3 separate regions of the Mus musculus genome follow, and regions 2 and 3 are each linked to region 1. Evidence: chromatin loops called from intact Hi-C (ENCODE). Cell type or tissue: left cerebral cortex. All regions are shown on one strand.

What was found. Peaks named below come from ENCODE experiments on the same cell type or tissue, not always from the same donor. Only the 100,000 strongest peaks of a DNase experiment are listed, where the experiment ranks them.
Region 2: it touches region 1 in a loop (2.4-fold over the local background); 8 of 42 quality-filtered maps call a loop at or near these places.
Region 3: a loop joins it to region 1, with 2.4 times the contacts of the local background. A loop is called at or near these places in 5 of 42 quality-filtered maps.

What each region holds. Positions count from the first base shown.
Region 1 is chr5:138,436,537-138,444,536 of GRCm38, forward strand. It overlaps Zfp157 (zinc finger protein 157), which reads left to right and starts at 4,940. Exons shown (of 5, transcript NM_028130.3): 1 at 4,940-5,093. The coding sequence starts at 5,091. In left cerebral cortex, no CTCF peak of the experiment used is centred here; DNase peaks (open chromatin) are centred at 4,903, 5,399 and 6,401; H3K4me3 peaks cover 2,836 bases; H3K27ac peaks cover 1,182 bases.
Region 2 is chr5:138,251,565-138,259,564 of GRCm38, forward strand. It overlaps Nxpe5 (neurexophilin and PC-esterase domain family, member 5), which reads left to right. Exons shown (of 6, transcript NM_001013773.3): 6 at 1-311. The coding sequence ends at 80. It overlaps Lamtor4 (late endosomal/lysosomal adaptor, MAPK and MTOR activator 4), which reads left to right and starts at 3,918. Exons shown (of 4, transcript NM_001081108.2): 1 at 3,918-4,239; 2 at 4,689-4,769; 3 at 7,091-7,208; 4 at 7,476-7,831. The coding sequence starts at 4,237. The coding sequence ends at 7,573. In left cerebral cortex, CTCF peaks have their summits at 1,730 (motif pointing left) and 4,310 (motif pointing left); DNase peaks (open chromatin) are centred at 4,140, 5,591 and 7,251; H3K4me3 peaks cover 1,866 bases; H3K27ac peaks cover 1,264 bases.
Region 3 is chr5:138,615,998-138,623,997 of GRCm38, forward strand. It overlaps Zfp68 (zinc finger protein 68), which reads right to left and starts at 3,746. Exons shown (of 6, transcript NM_013844.2): 1 at 3,612-3,746; 2 at 1,058-1,170; 3 at 473-568. The coding sequence starts at 493. A430033K04Rik (RIKEN cDNA A430033K04 gene) reads left to right here and starts at 6,862. Exons shown (of 4, transcript NM_183025.2): 1 at 6,862-6,991. The coding sequence starts at 6,953. In left cerebral cortex, CTCF peaks have their summits at 2,543 (motif pointing left) and 3,877 (motif pointing right); DNase peaks (open chromatin) are centred at 3,324, 3,798 and 6,832; H3K4me3 peaks cover 3,264 bases; H3K27ac peaks cover 2,327 bases.

The DNA.
Region 1 (8,000 bases):
AGAAAACTCCAAGAAAACAAGAGTCTTGTGACCTTCTTCCTTCAAAACATAGGTTTGTTCTTAGAATGTGCTTTTGTGCTCCTCCTAGGTGTAGCAAAAAAAAAAAAAAAAAAATGGAGTGAAGTTTGTTTCAGTTTACTCATTGTTGCTTATAATTGTTATTCAGATAATATTTCTACACATTTGTTCTTATAATTATACACAGCTGAAACTCATGTGAGCTTTGCTCATATGATCTTGCTTAACCCTTAGAATATTGTCTAATGCTCTAAATAAATTTGTTGATTGCATAGGACTTTGGTTCACCTCATTTTTAAGCCCCATTCTCCCATGTTCCACTGCCTCCAGATCCATGACAGTTAGATGATCTTGGTGTTGGGTTTCTATAGGTGTGCAGTCTCAGGCTACAGTCATCTGGAAGCCATGGTTGATACTTTCAGTACAAACTATCAGCATCCATTCTCAGATGAGAAGGCTTTACCATTGCCCTCTGCCTGACCCCTTGCCATGTCCATGGGTCTGAAGCACTGATGTCCTTAACATGGCTGTGCTCATATCAACAATACGGACTCACTCAGACTTCATCGGTTTCCCACAATGGAGGATTTAGTTGTCTCATCTTCTGTGATAAGGAATGAGCCCCAGCTCTTAGAGATTTTCGCAGAGAACAGGAGCTCTGAGCTCAGATTCAATTCTTAGCCTTTGGACATTTATTTATTTATTTATTTATTTATTTATTTATTTATTTTATTTATTTTTGCCAATGCTATGTGTTTTGCTGTACCACGAGACTGAGAATTCTGAGCCATGGCAACAAATCATTGGCTCTTCATAGCCTTTTCCTCACCACTGGTCATAGTGTTCTGAAAGCGCTGAGGAACTCAGGCAAAAATCCCAACTCCCTTTCCACTCATATAGTCTGACACTTCAAGGGCTACTCCTGTCTTTTATTCCCTCAGTGTAAGAAAATTGAGGTTTCTGTAGTGAGTAAATATACTACCTAATGATAACCTCTAAAGCTCATTGACATCAGCAGAGACTTCTGTGCAAACAAGGAAGTGTCTCAGCTGAATGAAGCCCTTTGCTCACCCCCCAACCCCAAACCTGGTAATTAGAGCACCTGCTAGCAGATTCCACAGTTAGTGGATGTCTTAGTCAATGTTCGATTTCTGTGAAGAGTTACCATGGCCTCAGCAACTCTTATACAAGAAAGCATTTAGTTGGGGATGACTTACAATTTCAGAAGTTTAACTTCATTGTTGTTGCGGGAGAGGGGAACATAGCAGTATGCAGACAGACGTGTACTGGAGAAGTGTTTGAGAGTTCTACATGATCTGTAGGCAGCTGGAAGAGAGCCACAGGACCTGGTGTTAAACACAGGTACTGGACTCATGCACATGCTGGGAAAGGCTTTTCCTTTGACCCCCCCTACCCCAAATAAATATTGTGTTGTGCTGAGTTAAAATAATCTTCATTTTTCCTTTAAGTGTATGGAAAAAGTTTCCTTTGTCCTAATTTCTTCCCTCTTCCCTCTTTTCTTTCCTGTCCTGTTCTCACTGTGAAGCCCAGGATGAGCTAGAACTTTGAGTTCTCCTTACTCACTCTCCACAGTACTGGGACTATAGCTGTGAACCATCACCCTCAGCAATAATCAAAACTTACTGTGGTAATCTGAATGCTAATGGGCAGCACTGCTTGGAGAGGTGGTGAAACATTTGGGACATTGAACCTTGCTAGAGGAAGTATGCCACTGGGGGGCTAATTGTGACAGTTTATACCTTCTCCTTATTTCCAGTTTTCCCTCTTTATAAGCTGCTCATGCTTTGAGTGATGGTATCATCTCTAAGTGTTGTGCTCTGGCCACCTGCTCCCCTGCTTCCTCCACCATTATAGACTCTCCCTCTGGAATTGTGAGCCAAAATAAATTTTTCTCCCATAAGTTGCTTTTGGTCATGCTTTTATATATAATTGCTTTTTATCATGACAACAAAAAAGTAACTAATACAATTATTGAACATAATACTATAGGGCAGTGGTAGACGGTTTATATGTGTAATAAATTGAGAAAAGTGATTAATGAAAAATATTTCTCAGTTTTGGATTGTGGTCAAAATGTTCAGGTACTAAAGGCATAAGCCAGTGGTATGATATGCTCATAGCATGCAAGAGGGTTTGGTTCAGTCTCCACTTGTTCTGAATTTGAATCCCAGTACTCCCAGTTAATAGCTGAATAATCCTGGACAAGCAGTTTGCCCTGTATAAGTGACAATCCCTTCACCTATGCAATGACTTAAAATATGTGCCTCACAGGATGGCTGTGAGGGTGAGATGTGTTAACCACTGTCAGCACAGATCTGGTAGAGTGCAAGTTCTCAATGCAGCATCAACTACAGTAGGGAACTACTGTAATCTTAGCACTTGGGTGGCAGATGCAGGAAGAATAGGAATCCAAGGCTATCCTGAGTTACATAGGGAGAACATGTTTTTAAAACAAAACAAGGAAGACTGGGTAGTTTTCAGGCATAGAGCACTCACCTACCGTGTATAAGACCATCTCTTATATCCCATTTACCACAAAGCAAAAAAAAAAAAAAATCAATCAATCAAACAAAGCACTCCAAAGAACAAATAAACACAAACACTTCCATAAAGCTAAACAAAATAATCTCTCAACATGTGGAGACATCGCATTAAGTTGAGTAATCATTAATACAAGGCACAGGAGTGGCTGGACACTGAGTATGCTGCTCTGATCTCCTCTCAATAAAGAATTAATGATGCAGCTGCTAAAAGTGTACAGAATATCTGCTGTGGCTGATCCAGTTGTGGATAGGAAGGTCCTGATGTTTCCATCGATGCCATCTGTCACAGCCTGATGGTATCTCCACCCAATTAATCCTGCTGTTTCTTTCCCTGGGTATTACACCTCATCAATCTTTAGTCCCCTTAGTATCGTATAAGTGACTTATATTCGGGGGAGAAAACAAACCACATGGCTTTTAAAGTCTCTGCACTTCCTCCTATGAAACTATTCTTTATTCCTATGATTTCCACACTTTGGGTCCTCTCGCCATGGCAGTGAGGATTAAATTGTGGTGGTTGGCACAGTTGCCTGGCAGAACAGAGTGTCTACATAGCATGGTCTGCTCCTGCTTAACAATCTAGGGTCCTGGCACCAGATAGAATTGTTCTCTTCCCTGCTAGGATCTGGCAATGTGTTGTCCCCAGTACCTTACCTCTTCAGTACCCATGCCCCTAATGGATGCTCTTACACACACTCCTCTAGTTAAACTCTGGGAGGATGGCAAGATGGCTCATCAAGTAAAAACACTGCTGCCAAACTAGGTGACTTAAGTTTGATTTTTGGGACTCACAATGTCTAGCAAACTGTCCTGGGACTTTCATACTCAAGCCCATGCAAACACATATAAATACATAAATTTAAACTCATTGATATATGTGGTGGTTTGAATAAAAATGGTCCCCATAGGCTCATATCATATATCTGAATGATGAATCATGAGGGAGTGACACAACTTAGAAGAATTAGGAGGTGTGACCTTGTTGGGGGTAGATGTACCCTTGCTGGAAGAAGTGTGCCACTAGCAATGAGCTTTGAGATTTCAGAGCCCAAGACAGACCCAGTGTCTCTCTCCCTGCTGTCTGCAGATCTGGATGTAGAACTCTCAGCTACTTCTCCAGCACATTTCTGTCTGTGTGCCACCATGCTCCTTACCTTGAGAGTCATAGACTAAATGGCCGAAACTGTAAGCAAGCCCCCGTTAAATGCTTTCTTTTTTAAAAGCCATTGCCTTGGTTATGGTGTCTCTTCACAGCAAAAGAACACTGACTGAGATAATATACCAAGCTATGCTTGAATGAATCTGATTTTTTTTTTTTGTTCTGTTGCTTTTGTTCAATCTGGGGAGAATAGAAGTTTGTTCAAAAATAATTAGTAAGGAATTTAAGAAACCACTACGAAGTAATCCTTGACAGCTATTGTCTTGGGGGACTGGAGTCATACTGAATTACTCTGGAAAGCATTTTAACCGTATTAATGCCTGGGTTCTAGATCCTGGACTCTGATTTCACTGGTTCTTTATTCCACTGGAAACCTTTGCTATGATGTCAGAAGTTACAATCACAAGTTCTATGGTTTGTGATGCCTGAACTATGCATGATATCCATGTATGCTGTGAGGCTTTGCCTAGCTAAAATCAAAGAACAAATTCAAGACATGATCCCTTGTTCGGCTACATTGTTACAAGAGAAAATGTATTCCTTGCATACACATCTGTATGAATGTCCCTAGCTTTCTTGGGAAGGTGACCTAATAACAGAGATTTGATTATTGTTTATGTTGGAAATAGAAAAAAAAAAAAAAGAAAGAAAGAAAGAAAGAAAGAAAGAAAGAAAGAAAGAAAGAAAGAAAGAAAGAAACCAGTAGGCCTCTGTTTGTGCTGGGATTAAAGACCAAGGAATGGAAATATTTTGCATGTATGTGGGATGCATTATACATGTTTTCAAATATTTCTTAAGGTAAACAATGAAAAGCATCCATAGCAGCATTGGTTTCCTAAATGGTAGTTTTTAAAATCAAATCCAAATGTTTGTTTTGATTGTTTTAAGTGAATACTTAAATTTGTTCTTGGAATACATAGGGCACGAACAATGTATATAGATTTATATACAATTCACACATTTTCAGATACTTTATTTACAAGGTTAAGTGAAAACAAAAAGGAAGGAGGTTCTGTCACAGGAAGCCCTGCCTTAATTTACCCATGAAAGCAAGGCCTTGTCAATTCTGGCTTCATCCACCCCTGGGTTGAAGCGTGAACTGTCACTCAGGGTGGACCTGAAGCGCTACCCTATCAGACACAATAGACTGAAGGCTACCCAATCAGACACACGGTCGGAAGGGAGGAGGCGGGCCTTGCGTACGTTGTTGCTGACCCCGCCATCTTGGCATCTGTGGCCGCTTTCTTCTCCCAGCTCTGTGTTCTGGATTGCACCTAGTGTCTGTCGCCGTGTGACTCGCTGGTACCTGGACACCCAGCGCGAGGCGGGGCGCTCACCTGAGTCCCGAAATGGTGCGTTTACCCACGACAAGGCCCCTAGCCCCGCGTCCCGCATCGGGGTCGCTTGTGCCCCTGCTGCCTGCGCTGTGGCCAGGCTGAGCTGGCTGCTGCAGCTCGGGGGTCTTGTCGCGTCCGCGTGATTCCCATGACCAGGGCTGCTATGGATGCCTCCTAGGTGGGGACACCGGGACTGCGGGACTTATGACTGCCCAAGCGCGGCCGGGAGTTTGTCGGCCGCCTCCAGATCTGGTAGGACTTTGACCAGCATGGGGGATTGCTGCCTTCTTGGTCTCTGGGCCCTCAAGGCCATCGGCCTCCCCAGGATTTTTCTGCAGCCGGCGCCCCGCCCCGTCTCTTCATCTTGCATCTCCACGTTTGTCCCTGGCTTCTCAAGTCACAATCTTGTGATGTTTCTATCTCAGAACCTCTATGGAAGCCCGTGAGCATGACCTTCCCCGCCCACTTCCTCACCTCTCAACCCATCTCAGCCCATCACGTTTTGTTCATGAGCCCGGTCCTTCAAGTCCCGGGAGTCCCTGAGTGACCCGGAGTAGGTACTTCTTCTCCTCTCTGCTGTTTCCTTCACTCTCCCTCTGTCTTCTGCCTCTGGCTCTCTATTTCTAGGGATGGAGTCTAGGAATTCATTTATGCAAGGTAGTGCTCTGCCCTAAGCCAGTTAGTTACTTGTCCTTTTTTTTTTCCTTTCACGATTTTAGCATTTATATATTAATGGTACACCGTAGTGACTTTCATTTCATTACATCTTATATCTATGTGTAATGTTGTATTTTCTTCTACCTAACCTCTGTTATCCTCCCGGTCCTTTTCCTACTCCCTCAGATTCTCTTCCTCTTTTCCAGTACTTCCCCTTAGTATTAGTTTTTTTTTTTTTTTTAAATGACCCCCCCGACTTCTACATAGGAAGAAGGTTAGTTACAGGAGCATGGGCCCCACCATTGTCTATACTACTATACTACGGAATAAAGAGGCTCTCCTGAGCCTCTCCCTATGCAACCATTAACTGCCTATACATCCTCAAGGAGAAATGGGGCCTTGTGAGCCTCTTCCTGTTCTTCACAATTTCACTTCATTTACAGATTTTTATTTATGTGTTTTTTAGCTTCCTAATTTTTTTACAGTTTGTTTGCTTATTTATTTATTTATTTTAGACATAGTTTTAACTGCAGCACGAGTTGGCTTTGAACTTAACCATTCTCCTCCCTGAGCTGGGAACACAGGCCAACCTTTCGTACTTGTTGGCAGGAGCCCAGGTCCTAGTTGTCCTTCCTTTACCTCTCCCCACCTGTGCAACTTGGGGATCAGGGGCAACCCTGAATGCTTCTCTTCTGGTGGGGTCCTGGCACACAGGCATAGCTTATGTAGCACAGTATGGTGCTGGGGGAATTAAAACGCAGGTAGCAAAAAAAGGACTAGAGTCAGAGGAGAAGACATGAGAGACAGCACACAGCAAGACCTGCAGACATTAAAGGGAGGGGAACCAGCCAGGTGCTTAGGGACATCCCTGGCTCATGTGCTCTGGAATAAGAGAGGTGGGGTAGAGAGGCAGGCTCTGTAAGTCCCGTTTTGGAATTTGGCCGTATAGCACTGGGCTTTCCAGATATTCCTTGGGTACTGGTCTGGTTCCTGGGTGGTGAAGGAGGAAAGTTAGGAGACTCTGGGTGCAGGAAATGGGGACTGCACCCTAAACCTGAGCACTTCACATATCAGTCTCAGTTCTCTTTATGTGTGCCCCTTTTGTGTCTGTAAAAATCTGTCCCTGCATCCTTTGCCTCCTTCTGTGCCTTGTTTGTGAGATTTATTTGTTCTTTGTATCTGAGTTTTCATATAGGACCTCACAGTGTAGCCTAGTCTGGTCTCAAAGCGTATGCTGACCCTCCAGCCATAGCCTTGTGATCCTTGGGGATTTTTTCGACACAAGCCATCGTATCCATCTCCATGCCTTAGACATCATCATGTCTCTATCTCTGTGTCTTTGGTGAGTCTCAGCCTCTGAAAGAGCCCTGCTCTGGAAGGTAGTTTGTCTGACTTGATCCCACTCAGAAGGATTTAATGTGGGATTCCAAGAACAGCCATGCATGGAGGCTTCACCTCTTCCTTCTTTCTTCACTCTGGATGTCTCAATCCATGTTCTAGTAAGGTGAGACAGGGAGACCTAGATAGGTTCAAATCTCGCCTCTGAGCCAGGAGGTGGCCTGGTGGTGCAGGCCAATATATATATATACATACATACAGATAGATAGATAGATAGATAGATAGATAGATAGAGATATAGATTGCAAATTTGAGGACTGTAAAGTGAGTTCATGGTGGGTTTGGGCAATTTAGTGAAACCTAACCTTAAAGAAAAAGATACAAACCAGTTCAGTAATTTGTGTGTGTGACACGTGTGGTATGTTCCATTCCCAACCCTTGGGGCAAATTTGTTACAATTTAGACTGTACAAAGCTTCTAAATGAACTGATAACTTCTAAGACTAGATAGCAGTCTGTCTTGTCACCCTTGTCTGTATTATTGCTGGATTTTAGACAGTTGTTTTTCTAGACCTAGCTCCCTAGCACATTTGCATATGCCAGATTGCTTTGTTCATAGATCTTGGGAGTTTAGCATATATTCCCACAAGTAGATGCAATCTAAAACTGAGGTTCAGTGAGTGCAGACTGTGGTCATAAGTGTAAAATTATCAATACCAATCCAGGGTTTCTATCTTATCTTGATCATTCAGTTCTCGGATAAAAGACACACAACTTTTATTATTTACAATAAGCCTGAAACAGCACATGAGCTGGGCAGATATCTACCCTCTATGCTATTTGAATCTACTTTCTTATAGATAACCCTAAGTTATTGCTTACTATGTTTCATTTAGGCTGCTCTTAAATCCAATTGGCCAGTCCTCAG
Region 2 (8,000 bases), 180 kb before region 1:
TGCCAGACAACATCCACCCAAGGAAGCTTATTGTCCGCAATGAAGTGGAATTATTTCTGTCCTTCATCTGTTCCACCTGAGTGTTCCTGAGGGATCTGAGGCTGCATGGATGGAGAGCCTGGGTGTGGCCACCGAAAAAATGGACTCCGAATGACAGAAAGCTGAAGCTACCCCTGGCTCACCCACTATGACACTTGGTTCCATATTTTATACTTCTCTCTATGCACCACATGGACAATCTAGTTTTATATTAGGAGACCATGTTTTGCATATATGTACACAATCCCTTTCTGAATATAAGATCTTAGGGCATCCTGTTCTATCACTGTCACCTTTGTTCTTTGAGAAAGGGTCTCTGGACTCTAGAGCTAGGCTGGCAGCCAGAAAGTTTCAAACATCTTTTTCTTTGTGTCCACAGCTCTGGAGTTACAGGCACAAAGTTCATATCAGATCTTTAAATGTGTTGCTGGGAACTCAAACTCAAACCCTCGTGTTTACACCCTTACCTACTGAACTATCTCCCAAACCCCTCTTTTTAATTTTTTTTTTAAAAGACAGCTTTTAGCTGGATGGTGGAGCCACATACCTGCAATCCCAGCACTAGGGAGGCAGAGGCAGGAGTATCTCTGAAAGTTTCTGCCTGGTCCACAGAGTGAGTTCCAAGACAGCCAGGGCTACAGAGAGAAATGCTGCCTTGAAAAACCAGCATACTAGGCTTGCTGATGTGAGGCCCCTAACACATATACAGCAGAGGACGGCCAGGTCTGGGTTGTCAGAGAAGATTCACCTAACCCTCAAGAGACTGGAGGCCCCAGGGAGTGGAGTGGTTTGGTGAGGTGGTGGTTGGGGAGGTGGGGACATCCTTGTGGAGACAGGGGGTGAGGAGGAGGTATGGGATGGGGAACAGTCACAGGGTAGACCAGGAGTGGTATAAAATCTGGAGTGTTTAAAAAAAAAAAAAACCATTCTGAGTTCGAGGTCAGCCTGGTCTACAAAGTGAGTTCCAGGACAGTCAGGGCTACACAGAGATACCCTGTCTCAAAAAAAGAACAACAACAACAACAACAACAACAACAACAACAACAAAAGGAATAGAGAACATCTTAGGTCAAGAGAGACAAACAGCCGGGCGGTGGTGGCGCACGCCTTTAATCCCAGCACTTGGGAGGCAGAGGCAGGCGGATCTCTGGTTCGAGGCCAGCCTGGTCTACAAAGTGAGTTCCAGGACAGCCAAAGCTATACAGAGAAACCCTGTTTGAAAAAACAAAACAAAACAAAAAAAGAGGGACAAACAGCATCCCTCCCCCAGCCTGGGGAACTGCTAGTATCTATTACTCTAACTACCTCTCACCAAGCTAAATGCTTAGGTTCAACATAAGTAAACTACTGGGGCTAGAGAGAAGGCTTTAGTAGGTTTGATTCCCAGCAATATTGTGATGGCTCACAACCATCTGTAACTCCAATTCCAGAGAATCTAATCCCTTCGTCCAACCTCTTTAAGCCTTGCATACAGGTGGAGCACATGAATACAAACAAAATGTGCATGCACATACGGTCAAGTTAATATATCCATTTTTTTCCCAAATTACCAATGTCCAAGCTTGCCTGCAGGCATGGAGGCTGAAGAGATGGCTTGGTGCTGTGAGTGTTTGCTGCTCTTGCAGAGCACCCCAGTTAGATGAGTAGCTTAAAACTCCCTGTAACTCTTGTTCCCATGGAAACAATGACCTCTTCTGGCCATCATGGGCACCTGCACGCAGATGGCATATACTCACACAGATACTCAAAGCTACACAAAATAAAAATAAAAATAAAAATAAAGCAGGGCATGGTGGCACAGGCCTTTAATCCCAGCACTATGGAGGCAGAGTCGTGTGGATCTCTGAGTTCAAGGCCAGCCTGGTATTAAAATATTAAAGTCCAGCAATCAAAAGCCTCCCTTTGGTCACCTTAATTATCATGTCTAATCAAAACAAAGCAACTCATTCTATCACAGGTTTCTTATTTTACTTTTATAAACTGCCATTTGCCTAAGGACCATGCCTGTCTCCACTTTATCCAGAGGTAGTCACTTTGTCTGGAGCAAATATTTCTTTCCCCTCTCCCTTGTCTTCTATCCACACTCTTTGTCCCTCTGGAGCAAATAAATCTCTCCTTTGTGTTGGGAACTTGGTCCTGGTGTGTCCTGTGCAAATTCCAGTCTTTTCAAACAGAACATCAAAAGCAAAAATCTTGTACCTGTCAGTGAATGGTGGAGCACACCTTCAATCATAGAACTTCAGAGGCAGAGGCCAGAGGAGCTCTTTGGGTTCTAGGCTAGCTTAGTCTACATTAGTGATATTCTGTCTCAAGAATGACCAATCAACCAACCAACCAACCAACCAACCAACCAACCAACCAACCAATTAAGCCAACAAGCAAATTGCCCTTGACAACAGCTGCCAGGTAAACCATTTCCAACAGAGATCCCCAGGGCTCACGCATGGTAAAAAAGTTCCTGCAATGTTATAGAGAAGCTGAATGCTCAGTCATGGTGTGAAAACGTAATCCAGAACTCCAGCTAGCAACCTCAGCCTCTCCAGGTTGGTTTTGGATGGATGTCTGTAAGCTCCCAATTTCATGATTTCTGTTCTTTTACTTAGAAGCCTTCCCTGAAGAAACTCTCTGCTCTGCCCAGAACTCTGTCTGTTCGTAGTTGTCTTAAAGGGACTTCCTCAGGTAGTTTTGGCTGGATACTTGGATACTTGAGTACCTGATTTGATGGAAATTGATGTGCTTCTCTCTCTCTCTCTCTCTCTCTCTCTCTCACTCACTTTATAAAGTCACTCGTTCAAAATAAAAATTGTGGCTACTGTAGACCATTCTCTGGATTGTACAAAGCAGCTGTTGATATTTGTATACCCACTTCAGAGCAATGGTGCCAAGCACCTTTGCCCGCTGAGCCACTTTGCCAGCCCTACTTCAATTTTTTGGTCATGATGATTGAATCTGGGGCCTATGCATGCTAGGCAAGTTTTGAAACGATAGCTACAGCCTTGCCTCATTTTCTCTAATTAGCTGCTGCTTCTACAAGATGATTTGGGGTGGACGACTTTCTTTGTTTAGTGCTGTGGGTACAGACCCACACCCAGTATGCATAAGGCCCTGACTTTGCTTCTTGGCACTGAAAATAAATGGGGTGGGGGATATAATTCACTAATTTAGTGTACAACTTAGTAACTTCGGCACATTCACAAAGATATGCAGACTTCAATATGAATTCCAAAAAGCTTAAATCACATGCCCTGCCATACCCTCATTAATAAGCACTTCCTATTTTTTCTTGCCCCACTACCAACTAGTAATTGCTTTCAGTTTTTCTGTATTTGCAAGAAGTGTATGTGTTTTAATCAGGATCTTGGTAGGTAGCTCAGGCCTCAGTCTGGCACTGAACTCCCTATTCAGCCCAATCCTCGGCCTCTCAGGCTTTAAACTAGGATTACAAGCATTCGGCAATAGTCACAGCTAAGCGTCTTACATAGATGGGACCACATAATATATAGCCTTATGAACCTGCCCTTTCACAACCCGTCCTTTTGGTTGGGTCTGAGCCTCTGAAGGCTGAGTGGTCTCTGAAGCCATCTCCCTGGCCTGCTTTCTCTTGTTTTGGAGATTCTCAAGCTGCATTTGGTGTCAGGACATTATCATCTTGTATTGATCTTACACTACTGTGTGTACACAGCAAATTTGATTTACTCATTCATAGCCATATTTGGGCCGATCCACTCTTAACACATATACTCAAGGCAGAAAGTTAACACGTGAACAGCTTTTCACGTGTAAACCAAACCATCGTCTTTCACATTGGTACATTAGTTTCTCTTTTCAGGTTGAACAGTGACACCTAAGACTCCTCTTACATCACCGGACTGTTCTACTTTCTTCTTGGAAGCCACCGGCAGATGCATATTCCTATTGCAAAGGATAGAAGCAGTGCACGTTCGTGTGGCGACACTGCCCCGCGACTCTCCGGACAACTCTCGCAGGCAAATCCTGAGGGGCGGGGAAATGCAACCAATCCACGAATGTGTTCGGAAAGCGGGGCTCCGCAGTGGTTGATAAAGTATAATGACATACCCGCCATCCAATCCTCAAGCGAAGGGCTGGGCTACAGTCAGCTGGTGAAACCACCTGACCCGAGCCTGGAGCCGGAAACTACCTATCCGGCAGACTGCTTACACTGCACCTACGGCTGCGATGGTGAGTGTGGACGCATGCGCGGGTGTGCACGCCTGCGGTTCCGCGTCCCTGTTTTCCGAGCTTCTGTTGCCACCTTATGGCTTGCATTTCACTGTCACCTCCAGTCCACCCTGGGACCGAAAGGGAACAGAGATGGGAGGGAAGCGACAGGGAGGGCTGGAGAAGGAAGGCTCCGCTACCGGGTGTTCTGCAGCGGGGGAGTAGTCTAGATGGCACAAGGGGCGGGGCATAAGGGGACTGGAGTGGGAAGGGACATGAGGAGGGGTTGAGGGGCTAGGAAGGCCTCCTGGGTCACCTACATGACAAGTGGAAGAGCTCAGAGGTCCAATAGTGACCGTGGATGGAGACTCAGTGTTACAAGCCATTATGAGGGCCTTGGAAGGCTCATATCCAGGAGGGAGATGGGTTTGCAAGGCTGTCATGATTCTCCTTGTCTCTTTACCCTCTAGACTTCCGCACTGACCCAAGGGCTGGAGCGAATCCCAGACCAGCTTGGCTACCTGGTGCTGAGCGAAGGTGCAGTGCTGGCGGTGCGTTGTGGGAAAGCAAAGCGTGGGGTGGAGGGTGTGTGTGTGTGTGTGTGTGGGGGGGTCCTTTGGGGACACACAGCCCAGAAATCCCTTCAAATATTTCCAAGTTGTCTCTTTTTGTCTTCTCTGTGGTTCCTTGCTTGCCATATAGTAAGCTTTATGTAGTATTTGGATATGTGGTATAAAAGCTAATTACCAAAAGGTTGGGGAGGTAGCTTAGTACGGAGAATGAGTTGCCTAGCATGCACAGAGCCTTCTCTTCAATCCCAATACTGCATAAAACCAAACAGAGTGTAGTCCCAGCACTTGGAAGGTGGAAACAGTGGGTTAGATGTTCAGGCTTATCTTTGGCTACATATCAAATTCAATCACAACCTGGACTACATGTAACTCAGCCTCAAAAAACAACAAACAAACCATTACCCAAGTTATACAATTAGTTAGTTAGTTGTAGTTTGTTTTTATTTGTTAAATTCTTGTAGGGACGCACGTATGGGTGCCACAGGGGGTGAAAGTTCGAGGACACTTTGGAGTGAATTCTCCTGCCATGTGGGTCTTGAGGATTGAACTCAGGTCATCAGGCATTGAGGCAAGCACTTTTATGCTCTGATCCATTTTTGCCTGCCTCTAGAATTTTGGGGGGTGAGGTGGGGTGGGGTGGGGGCAAGACTTCTCTAGAGGCAGGAATTGAGCTACGCTGCAAGGGCAGAAAATTGTGAAAGAGAAAAGAACCCTCAGGGTTGGGAGCCGGGCATGCTTGCCTGAGTGTGCCAGTGCCCGAGTTGGCCGTGGTTTTGTGTTGAAACCATTTGAAGAGGAAGGATGCTGTGGTAAGACTGATACTGAACTTCCTGCGGCTAGCTTCAACATCTTTCGACAAATCTTGAGGGTTAAAGGGTTTTAAAACAACTGTGACTCACAGAAATGGTGTAGCACAAGTGTCCCAGGAGAGCCATATAAGCAGGAAACTGGACTGGTAGCAGTGAGGAGCAAGGACAGAAGACATTTTAGCTTATGTTTTTAGTGCCTGCACGGGTGTGTGCCCATGCATGTGCTGAAGCCATTGTAGGGCATTAGAGACCCACTCTCACCACTCTCTCTGCCTTATTCCTTAAGGCAGGGTCTCTGAACCCGTACCTAGACTGGCGGCCTTGAGCAAGCCTCAGCAGTCCACATGGCTGTACACCCACAGTGCTGGGATTCCAGGTGTGAGTGTGGTCATTCCTGACGGATTTGAACTCAAGTCCTCTTGCTTGTACAGCAAAAACTCTTATCCACTGAGCCACCCCCACAGCCCAGAGATAATTACTAGGTAAAGTACTTCTACATGTACTCTACCTTTCTGAAGTACTTATCCAGTAGGACTCTGAACAGGGGAAACCAGAAAAATACTATGGTACCTGAACAAATAAGACATCAAGAAAGGAAGCTGACCAAGGAGGTAGCTAAGGAGAATTTTGATGGCCTGACTGTAGACACCGAGTGAGATGGAATGCTATCGGTTGTAGTACATTTATTATGTAGGCACTGTTATGTTTTCATTGTTTTCTCATGAGACTTTCACAAGCGCAGAATATAGGCCCAGTATACAGCTGGAGATACCGAGAGCAAAAGGAACTAAATCTAGTTAAGGACCCATTTAGAAGCGGTGGGAAGAGGATGTTGAAACAGTCTGTTCTACTGTCCAGAGGACGTCTGGACTACTGTCTTGTTATTTGCCCAAGGGTTAGCCAGAGGGAAAACTTTAAAGACAAAGTGGGTGTTTCTGCTTCATAGCCTACAGACAGGACAAGTGGGAAGACTGAGTAACAGGTAGAACCTTCAAAGACTGAGCAGTTAGCTCAGTGATATAACATCTGCCTAAAATCCTTCGTGAGGGGCTGTGGGCGTGGCTCAGTAGTAAAACACTTGCCCAGGAGTCTCCCACTGAGGCGCTGGGGGTGTGGCTCAGTGGTAGAGCCCCTGCCTAGAATCCCCCAGTGAGGGGCTGGGGTGTGGCTCAGTGGTAGAGCCCCTGCCTAGAATCTCCCACATGAGGGACTGGGGACCTGATCACTTGGTGATCATACTCTAGGTTTTGACCCCTCACATGGCTATCAAATGAAGCCTGGCATTTCAGAATGAGAAACAAGATGGCACAAGGAAAGACAGCACCATCATAAAGGGGTTGTAGGTGGTATTTTTCTGAAGCTGGGTAATTTGGGACTACGGGCAAGTATAAAGGGAGATCATAAGTATAGGAGGCAGAGGTCCTGTGCCTTGAATTTGTTCCTAACTCTGATGTCTGTCTTTTGCTCCTACCCTCCTTCATCCACACACAGTCATCTGGGGACCTTGAGAACGATGAGCAAGCAGCCAGTGCCATCTCGGAGTTGGTCAGCACAGCCTGTGGCTTCCAGTTGCACCATGGCACGAACATCCCTTTCAAACGCCTGTCTGGTGAGCTCCTGCCTTTGGTGGGGGGGTTTCTTTTAGCGGCCTCACTGCTCAGGGAAGGAATTCCTGGCTCCATTCCACCAACTCCCACTTCCTCCTGTAGTCCCTGGTTCAACTACTGCTTTCATACTAGGTCCCTCTAGGATGAGTACAGAGCAATAAGGACAAGGGGTTGCTTTGTCCTATGCCAATTCTTTTTTTTTTTTTTTTTTTTGTGACCCTCCTTGGTGACCACTGTACCCACTAACTCCTGCTCCCTTCCCTCTGCAGTGGTCTTTGGTGAACACACGCTGCTGGTGACTGTGTCAGGACAGAGGGTGTTTGTAGTGAAGAGGCAGAACCGAGGTCGTGAACCTATTGATGTCTGAGCTATAAAAGGCACGGGCTGGAGAAGAAGCCTGCCTCTGGGGCCTGTCCCCGGGGTGTGGGGGTGGGGAAGCATACCACCTTCTGCTGTCCTTGCTGGAGTTGGGCTTGTGCTCACTACCTCCTTCCTGACCCCCCACCTGAGCGAGGCACCAGGCTTAAGAGACTTCTACGCTAAGGGACTAGGGGAACTATGACTAGGGGGACCCCTTTTCTTCCCTTCTGCCTAATAAACACTAGTCCAACCTGTCTAGGGCTCAGGATGTGTGCACAGAATGGTTTGTCTGGGTGGGGGTGAGGTTACACCTTGTGCCTATCATCGACTTTCTAGGGAGACAGCTATACCTCAGTCAGTGGGCCAGGATCACCACCAGGCATCATAAAACTGACAACTGGAGACAGGTGCGATGGTGCACATCTGTAAGTAAA
Region 3 (8,000 bases), 180 kb after region 1:
ACAAGAAAGAGAAGGTCTTGTTGGGAAGGAATATTCGGTGAGAAGGGACAATGACAAAAGGACAATAGGGTATTAATCAAAGTATACTATGCATACGTATGAAATCGTAAAACAATTTTTTAAAGTTGTATCATTTGTACTAAATGTTAAAGTCATGATACTTTAAAAACTTTTTTTTTTTAATCATTTGGAACAGAACAGAATGTACCCTGTGCCCATTGATGGCCCAACCTGCTGCCCTACGGTCAGTAGGGAACTAACGGCACAAAGAGTTCCAACAGGAGTTGAAGTCCTCTTGCAGGAATGAGACAGGCCACCTGGGTCCCAATTACCAGCCCATCACCCACCCCACAGAGAGAGGGGACCTGGGGCCCAGTGACTCAGTACAGGCTTCTGACCTGTAGACTCCAGAGCCACAAATGATCCCCACCAATTATAGACCCTGGTTCAAAACACTGACCCACACACTCACCATTTCTGGCTTCCAGGACATGGAGCGTCCTCCCTATGGAACTCCCCGCACCAGCACGTCACAGGGTAACAGAGTCTACAGCACAGCCACCTAGACCTCCAGAGTAGAGGAGACTGAGCCTAGGGACGCATCCCAAGATGGCGAGCTTCAGAGTAAAAGGCCCTAGCGAGACTGGGAAAACTTGCCCCCTACTGTTCATCTGCCTGATTCCTCAACCCAGTGCCTTCCATTGTACAGGAGGGGCTGCCTTTGGGGCCCTAAGTAACAGCAGAGTCACCAACCCGTAAATTAATAAAGCCAGCCTAACAGGTACTGTGAGTTGAACACCAATCCTACGTATACATGTCTACATTTTTTCCATGTGACTCATCTTTCAGTTAGAGGAAACCACTACCTATAAAGTACCTACTGCTTTGCCAATATTAACAAAGAGTCATTAAAGTTTGGAATCCTGTCTATCGTAGGGGGTGATAATTATCTACACTAGGTAACAAGCCCCTTCAAAATTTTTTAAATACAATATGATTGGGCTGGTCAGTAATTTAGGCTAGGATCAGGTGGGCTCTTTTTGGTATGTGCACTTACCTGATGGTTGAAGAGGCAGATGAGCTTCAGAGGGTCACCTGACTGTCAACTGCAGCATCTTGATTCTCCTCCTCCCGTGGCCTACTGTGGTCCTCCATTCAGACAGCAGGGATCTGAAAGACGGGTGAATGCTCTCCAGGACCTCTGCAGTGCGGGCGGGCGCCAGACCTGCACTTTCCCATTGACAGCCTCACAAGCAATGCGTCAAGCAGCCAGAATCGAAGGTTTAGGAAACAGAGCTCCTTTCAATGGGACTGTCCTGGTTATGGACAGAGAACTCCTGGCAAGTTGCTGACATTCAAAGCTCACTCTCACTCAGCCTCTGCTTGTAGATGAGGTTTCTGTACCTGTTCCAAGTCAAGGGACTCCCAACAGGTATTAGGCAGCTGGCCTAACTAATTAGACTCTGGGTGATATGAATAAAGGGGACAATAAGAGTAGGAGAAGGGCCTATTGGGGGTGCCTAAGGGGAGCAGGGGTAACTTGATTAAGACACTCTGTATCCATGTATGAAACTGTTAGAGAATCAATAAAAAATACCGCTGTTTGTATTGTGGTAAAGGTGTGTAACCTTTAATGGCTAAGCCAGCTCTCCAGTCCTTAAAAATGAAAAATAAAAAAAAAAAATTAAAAAAAAAAAACTTGGATCCAGGACTTGAACCAAATGCAACCTGACAACCAAAACCAATGGTCACCACTAAACAACAAGTCTCCTCCGGTCATTGATCTGGTCCTTCTCAGTCCTCCATAAAGGACACTTGTTCTAATAGCAGAACCCAAGAAATCAAGGAGCAACAGTCTGTTTCTGACTTCTCATCTCAGGAGAAATCTGCAAACATGGCTAATGCTCCCACAGGCACACCAATTATTATTTTCTTCACTTTTAGTACTTATAGGTCACTTATGATTTCTGTAGATAAATACAAATCACGGTGCATGGAACACCTTACTGTGAAAGTGACCCGAAGACATGATTCTACAAAGCATTTTGTCTTGTTGGAATGTGGAGAAAGATACAGCTAAGTATCCTGAATTTGTTCTTTCCCTTTCACTAAGCAAAGCTGTTCTCAAACACTTGACATTGATCCTGCAATATAACTAATACTTGTAGCACATTGAAAATGTTTCTAGAACCCTGAACTCCCATTCCTAACCCCCAGAAAGACTTAAAATCTCCAAAATTCAAGTTGCAATGAGTCAATGAAATATGAATCGCTATACTGGCCCACTTAGAAATGAATACTCTTTAATGTTCTTCAGGTGTATGCAATGTGAGGGCAGGGCCAAACCCGTGACTTTTTAAACCATCATCTTTTGTTGACTTCTCTGTAAGTCAGTCTTAGGTAATATAAAAATCTTAGGGCTCGAGAACTGGCTCAGTATTTAAGAATACTTGATTCTTAATAAAGCCAGCCTTCCAGAGGACCCAAGTTCAGTTCCCAGATGCCTCACAACTTGTTACAGCAGCTGCAGTGGGTCCAGTGCCCTCTTCTGGCCTCCAAGGTACTGCATGCTAATGGCAAACAATCACACAAATAAACATATTTACATATAAGTAAAATAATCTACTACTTACTAAGTTGTGGTGTTTTGGTCTTTACCTATGTTTTCTAAATAATATCATTTGCTCAACTTGGCAATGAGTTGGTTCTTGATTGAACTGAATTCCAGACATGGCCTACTGTGCATAAAGATGCCCCAAGGATGAGCCCATAAACAACTTAAAATACAATCGAACTTTTGAGGACATTTGTAAACATGACCAGCATTAAAACAAAACTAAACTGTTATGCTCAGATACTTTGGTATGCAAATAGTTAACAAGTATTCCATTTTGTTGCTATATGGTAATATGCATGCTGAAACACATTAACAGAGCATTCATGTAAAACTCAATGACTTTTCCCACAATGTTCAGGAGTCAAATGATTTGTTTTCCTTTCTGTTTTCGTGATGTGTTCACAAACAGAAAAAAAAAAATTTAAAGTTCTTGAGAGTGTACTTTTCTCTAGTACTCTAGAAATTGAAAAAAAAAACTACATTATACAATACTGCATATTTGAAATGTACAATGAATAACAGTTAACATAATGGAAACTGGAAGTTGGTATTTGAGAAAATAGGCAAAAAGGTAAATATAGGGGCAGGGAACGCTTATAAAGAATATGGAGGGGCGGGGCTGGCATTCAGGATTCTGGATTTGAGACTGGATGCCCAACCCTCTATAAAAATTAGAGGAAACCAGCAGGCTCATAAGAAGGAAGGAGAAACTAAGTATCCGGTGGGCCACACTCACTCTCGTAGAAAAAGCCTCACAGACGGAATGGAAAAGAACCCAACACAACACAACCTGCGGGAACCAAGCAGCCTTCTCAGAGTAGCCCAGAGCCCGCTGAAGTCACCGCATCCGGAGGGACAGGACGCCCGGGCTCGAGCAGTCCCACAGCCCCGGGGATCCAGCGCGAGCGCCCGCGAGGCCTGACTGCAGACCCCGTTCCGCAACAGCGCGCCCAGCTCCCGCGCCATCACCTCCGGACACCACCCGCACACTCACCAAGTCCACTTCTGCGAGACGCTGGTGTCCTCCCACCATCGTCCAGCACCCACAGCGTCACTACGCCAACAAAGCTGCGCAGGAGGCTCCTGGGCAGGAACACCGAGCCCAAGATGGCGGCTCCCAGACAAAGGACCGGTGACAGCCAAAGCCCGCCCCCCGCCCTCCCTCTGTGTGTCTGATTGGACACTTCTCAACTCAGTGCCTCCGATTGGACAGGGCTCCGGGTCCAGCCCCTTGAGTGACAGTAGATGGCGCCAACGCACAGCTGTAGGAGCTCAGAATGACAGGTTCTTGGCTGCAGCTAATTTTAAGACAGAGGGTTTCTTGTGAAACTCAGCATATTCCTTATATTCCTATACCTAAAATCACATAAACGTGTGGCGTGATTTTACACACACACAAAGCTTGCTATGTACAGTGTCTGCCTCCATAATTTATAGCGAATAAGCTAGGTCACATGGTTTGCTCAAAAGAATGAGGATCTGGGTTCTATTTCAGGCTTACCTAGAGCCTTTTTTCTGGTACAGCTGTGACGGTCTGGACTTTCCAAAATGTACTAGAAAAGGATTCAAGGCAAAAATTATATACTGTCTTAAGTGTGTGACCTTTTGTGATGAAAATAATTAAGTTTTTTTTTTCCTTTGAGTGATACTGGTGTATATGGGGTTTTTCTTTTAAATTCTTTTAAATATATTTACATCATTTCTTTCTTTCCTTTCCTCTCTCCAACTCTTACCATGTCTTCTTCCTCCAAACCCTTTCATATCCCCTCCCTCTCTCCATCTCAAATTCATGGTCTTTTCTATATTAACCTGATGAGTTATTTTTACCATTTCCTCTATGTTTATAATTTCGGGGCCGGTCACTTGATTTTGAACAACAAAGGTGCACACCATGACCAAGACAATTCTTATAAAAGAAAGCATTTAACTGGGAGGGGGGATAGGAGGGGCTGCTGACAGTTTCAGAGGTTAGTCTGTTATTATTGTTATCACAGTTGTGGGGAGCATGGTGAAGTACCTGGTGCTGAAGTGGTAGCTGAGAGCTACATCCTGATCCACACGTGGAAAGGAGGAGAAAGAGCCTGGACTTGGTATCTCTTCACAGAAATAAAACAGACTTCTGTTTGAATGACTTAGCAAACTCACAAAGCTCCTTTGTAGTGTAGCATACTTCCTCGAGGACTATACTTTCTACCTCCCCTCTAGGGGCCTGCTTTGCCTTGAGTCTGCTTATAGGTCTAGAGGCAACTATTGGTGAGCCTTGAGTATTGTCATGACATCAGTATTGTCTTGCCTGGTATTTTCTTTAGAGAAAATCACTGCTGGTTTACCGAACAATGAAGGGCGTGTTATCCAACCTTATGTGACTGTAATACAAATTACATAAGCAAACGGTCATGTGCTATTTCAAGTGTTTTAAAAGCAGACTCGGGCAGCAAGAAGGCCCTCCTCCCTGTTCTCCTCCCCAAACTCCCTGTCCTGAGTCAGGCTGACTTGCCAGCTCTGTAACAAGGAGAGCAAAAAAGACAAAACAAAGCAAAACAAAACACAAGCATGCTAGACTATTGAGCACAGTGCATCAATAGCAACCGCTAAAAGATAAACCACTTTCAACAAACATTACTATTGTTCATACTGTGGTAAAAATCCCTGCATTAGGAAGGAGAAGCCAGGAAAAGATTCATGGTGGAAAAGATTATAATCAGGAACCCCAGGTGACTGCCTTGATGGCCCCTGATCAACTCCTGCTGCATGACTGTAAACACTACCAATTTCTCATTTTGTCACTTTGGTGCCTCTGTGTGTGTGTGTGTGTGTGTGTGTGTGTGTGTGTGTACATATATGTGTTTGTGTAAGTGTATGCAGACATGTACATGAAGGTGCCCCGAAGGCCAGAAGAGAGCATACGATCCCTTGGAACTGAAGTTACAGATGGTTTTGAGTCACCTGATATGAGTGCTGGATTTGAACTCTGGTCCTCAGGACAGAACTTTAAACGTTCTTAAGCCATTTCTCCAGCCTGTTAGCTCTCTTAGTCAGGTTCCTCCAGCTGTCCTTACTGAGTATTGTAAACTCTGCTGGTTCTGTCAATCAACGACATGCAATTTATCCTTTTACTTTTTTTCCTTGCTATATACTCAGTAAACACATTTATTCAAAACCCCAGATCATTCCCTGGACTACAGAGAAAAGCAGGTTACGAGGACTTGATACTGCTTACAAGTCACTTGACTAACAAAAGGTGCCGAATAGACACTGATCTCCATCTCCTCTTATTAGATGTTGCTGAGCTTACAAAAATATGTATAGAGCAGTCCCTTCTACTTCCTGAGACCAGGAAAGTCATAGCTCTCAAAAGGATTTTGTAGCTGTTCTGAGTGGAGGCAAGCTAGAATCTAAATACGTTTGAAGATCTTGTCCCAATAGCACATAAAAGTCATCAAGTTTTCACTGGTCAGATTATAAAGATATTTTAGGTGCAATGGGTCATTGCAATCAACATCACGTGTATTCATTTATTTCAAGTCAGGGTTTAGATATGCGTCCCAAGGTGCCATAAAACTCATCCTGTAGCCAAGCTGAACTTGAGATTGCGATTTCCCTGACTCTGTCTTTCAAGTGCTAAGGAGTACATACAGGCACGCGCCACCAAGGTTGACTTTGCCTGCAATTTTTAATCTGAATATAAGAAAACTTTTACAAGTCTCTTTCCATTTTGAAGGCAAAGCTAATGAGAGCAGATTTCAGAAATTTTGAGATGATTTTGAAAACGGACATCTTCCCATTTGTTTATTCGACTAAACACATGTACACATACTTAACTCATAATCACATATGACTTTATGTATAGAATTAAAAGCAAATGTGAGCTGTGGTCCAGAGAGGACTTTAGCAGGCTAAAAGCAACGCGTATGGACCTGAAGGCATAAGGTTTTAACAGAGGCTGAAGTCTTTGTGCATATACGCGACAGGACTCGTGGCTACCCCATAGCTGGAGAAGACCGAGGGTCAGGCCTCCTATAGAAGTCCAAACTTGGAGACGTGACAGGAGCCAGAGTCCCCAACAGCTGCAGCTAAGAACCTGTTAACCTGAGCTCCTTCAGCTGTGAGCTGGAGCCAACTACTGTCTTTCAGAGGACAGAGAACCTGAAGCTCTGTCCAATCAGAGGCCCTAGCCTCAAGACGTGCCCAATCAGACACACAAACGGAGGGTAGGGGCGGGCTTTGGCTGTCAACCAGCCTTTGTCTGGGACCCTCCATATTGGAATCACTGTATGCTGCTAGGGAAGCTGTTGCTCAGCTTCGGTGGCGCGGTGACGCTGTAAGTGCTGGGCGATGGTGAGAAGACGCCAGCGGCTCCCAGAAGTGGACATGGTGAGTGTACGTGTGGCGCCCGGAGGTGACAGTGCGGGAAGCGCTGTGGCAGAGCAGGGTCTGCGGTGAGGCCTCCTGGGCAGCTGATCTGGATCCCCTGGGCTGCGGGGTTGCTGGAGCCTGGGCGTCCTGTCCTTCTACCTGAGGGTTCTGGCGCCTTTTCTGAGCAGCTCTGCTCTGGCTGCCTGTTTGCTCCGGATCATGCGTGGCGAGGACTTGGTGGATCATCAGGGGAGAGTCTCTGAATGTGACGGTCATTCACTAAAGGAACTATGTTTTCTAGAATCCCCAGTCCCTTCGTTCTCTCCGTGGCCCACCTAGCCCGAACTTCACAAATGAATGGGAAACAGGGTCGCAAACCCAGAACCTAAGCCAGCTCCACTGCAGTCTACTACCTGTTCTTCCACATCCTCGCCCACACTCCCAACACGAAAATTTCCCCTTTCACCCATTTTGTATGGTCCTGGGCTTACTACAGGTACTCTGCAGAGCAGCTGCACTTTTGAAAGCCTCCCATTTATTCCAAATGATATATTTTCCTTATGGTAATCTCAAACCAATATTTTTTTCAAAAAAAAAAAGTTTTGTTTTCCTCCAGGTACGAGAAAAATTGATTTTTAAGTGTGTTTGTGTGTGTCTGTGTGTGTCTGTGTGTGTCTGAGTGCACCAAATGAGGGCAGTGCCAGAAAATGGCGTGTGATTGATTCCCCTGAAGTGAAGTTACAGCAGGCTGTGAGTTTCCCCATGTGGATGCTGGGAACCAAGCCCCGGGTCCCCTGGAAGAGCAGCAATTGCTCTTAACTGCTGAGCTGTCTCTCTAGTCCTGAGGATGTTTGTGTGTGAAGAGAGTAAAGTAGAGAAGAAACCCCTGAGTCCTTGTTTTAAAAAGACTGTGTCTTCTGTCCTACCCCCCCCCCCCCACTCTAGGCTAGGACAATTTATGAGAATACCTTTGTCTACTTCCCCCATAGGAACTGTGAGATGTCCTCATCCCCACCTCCATGTCTTT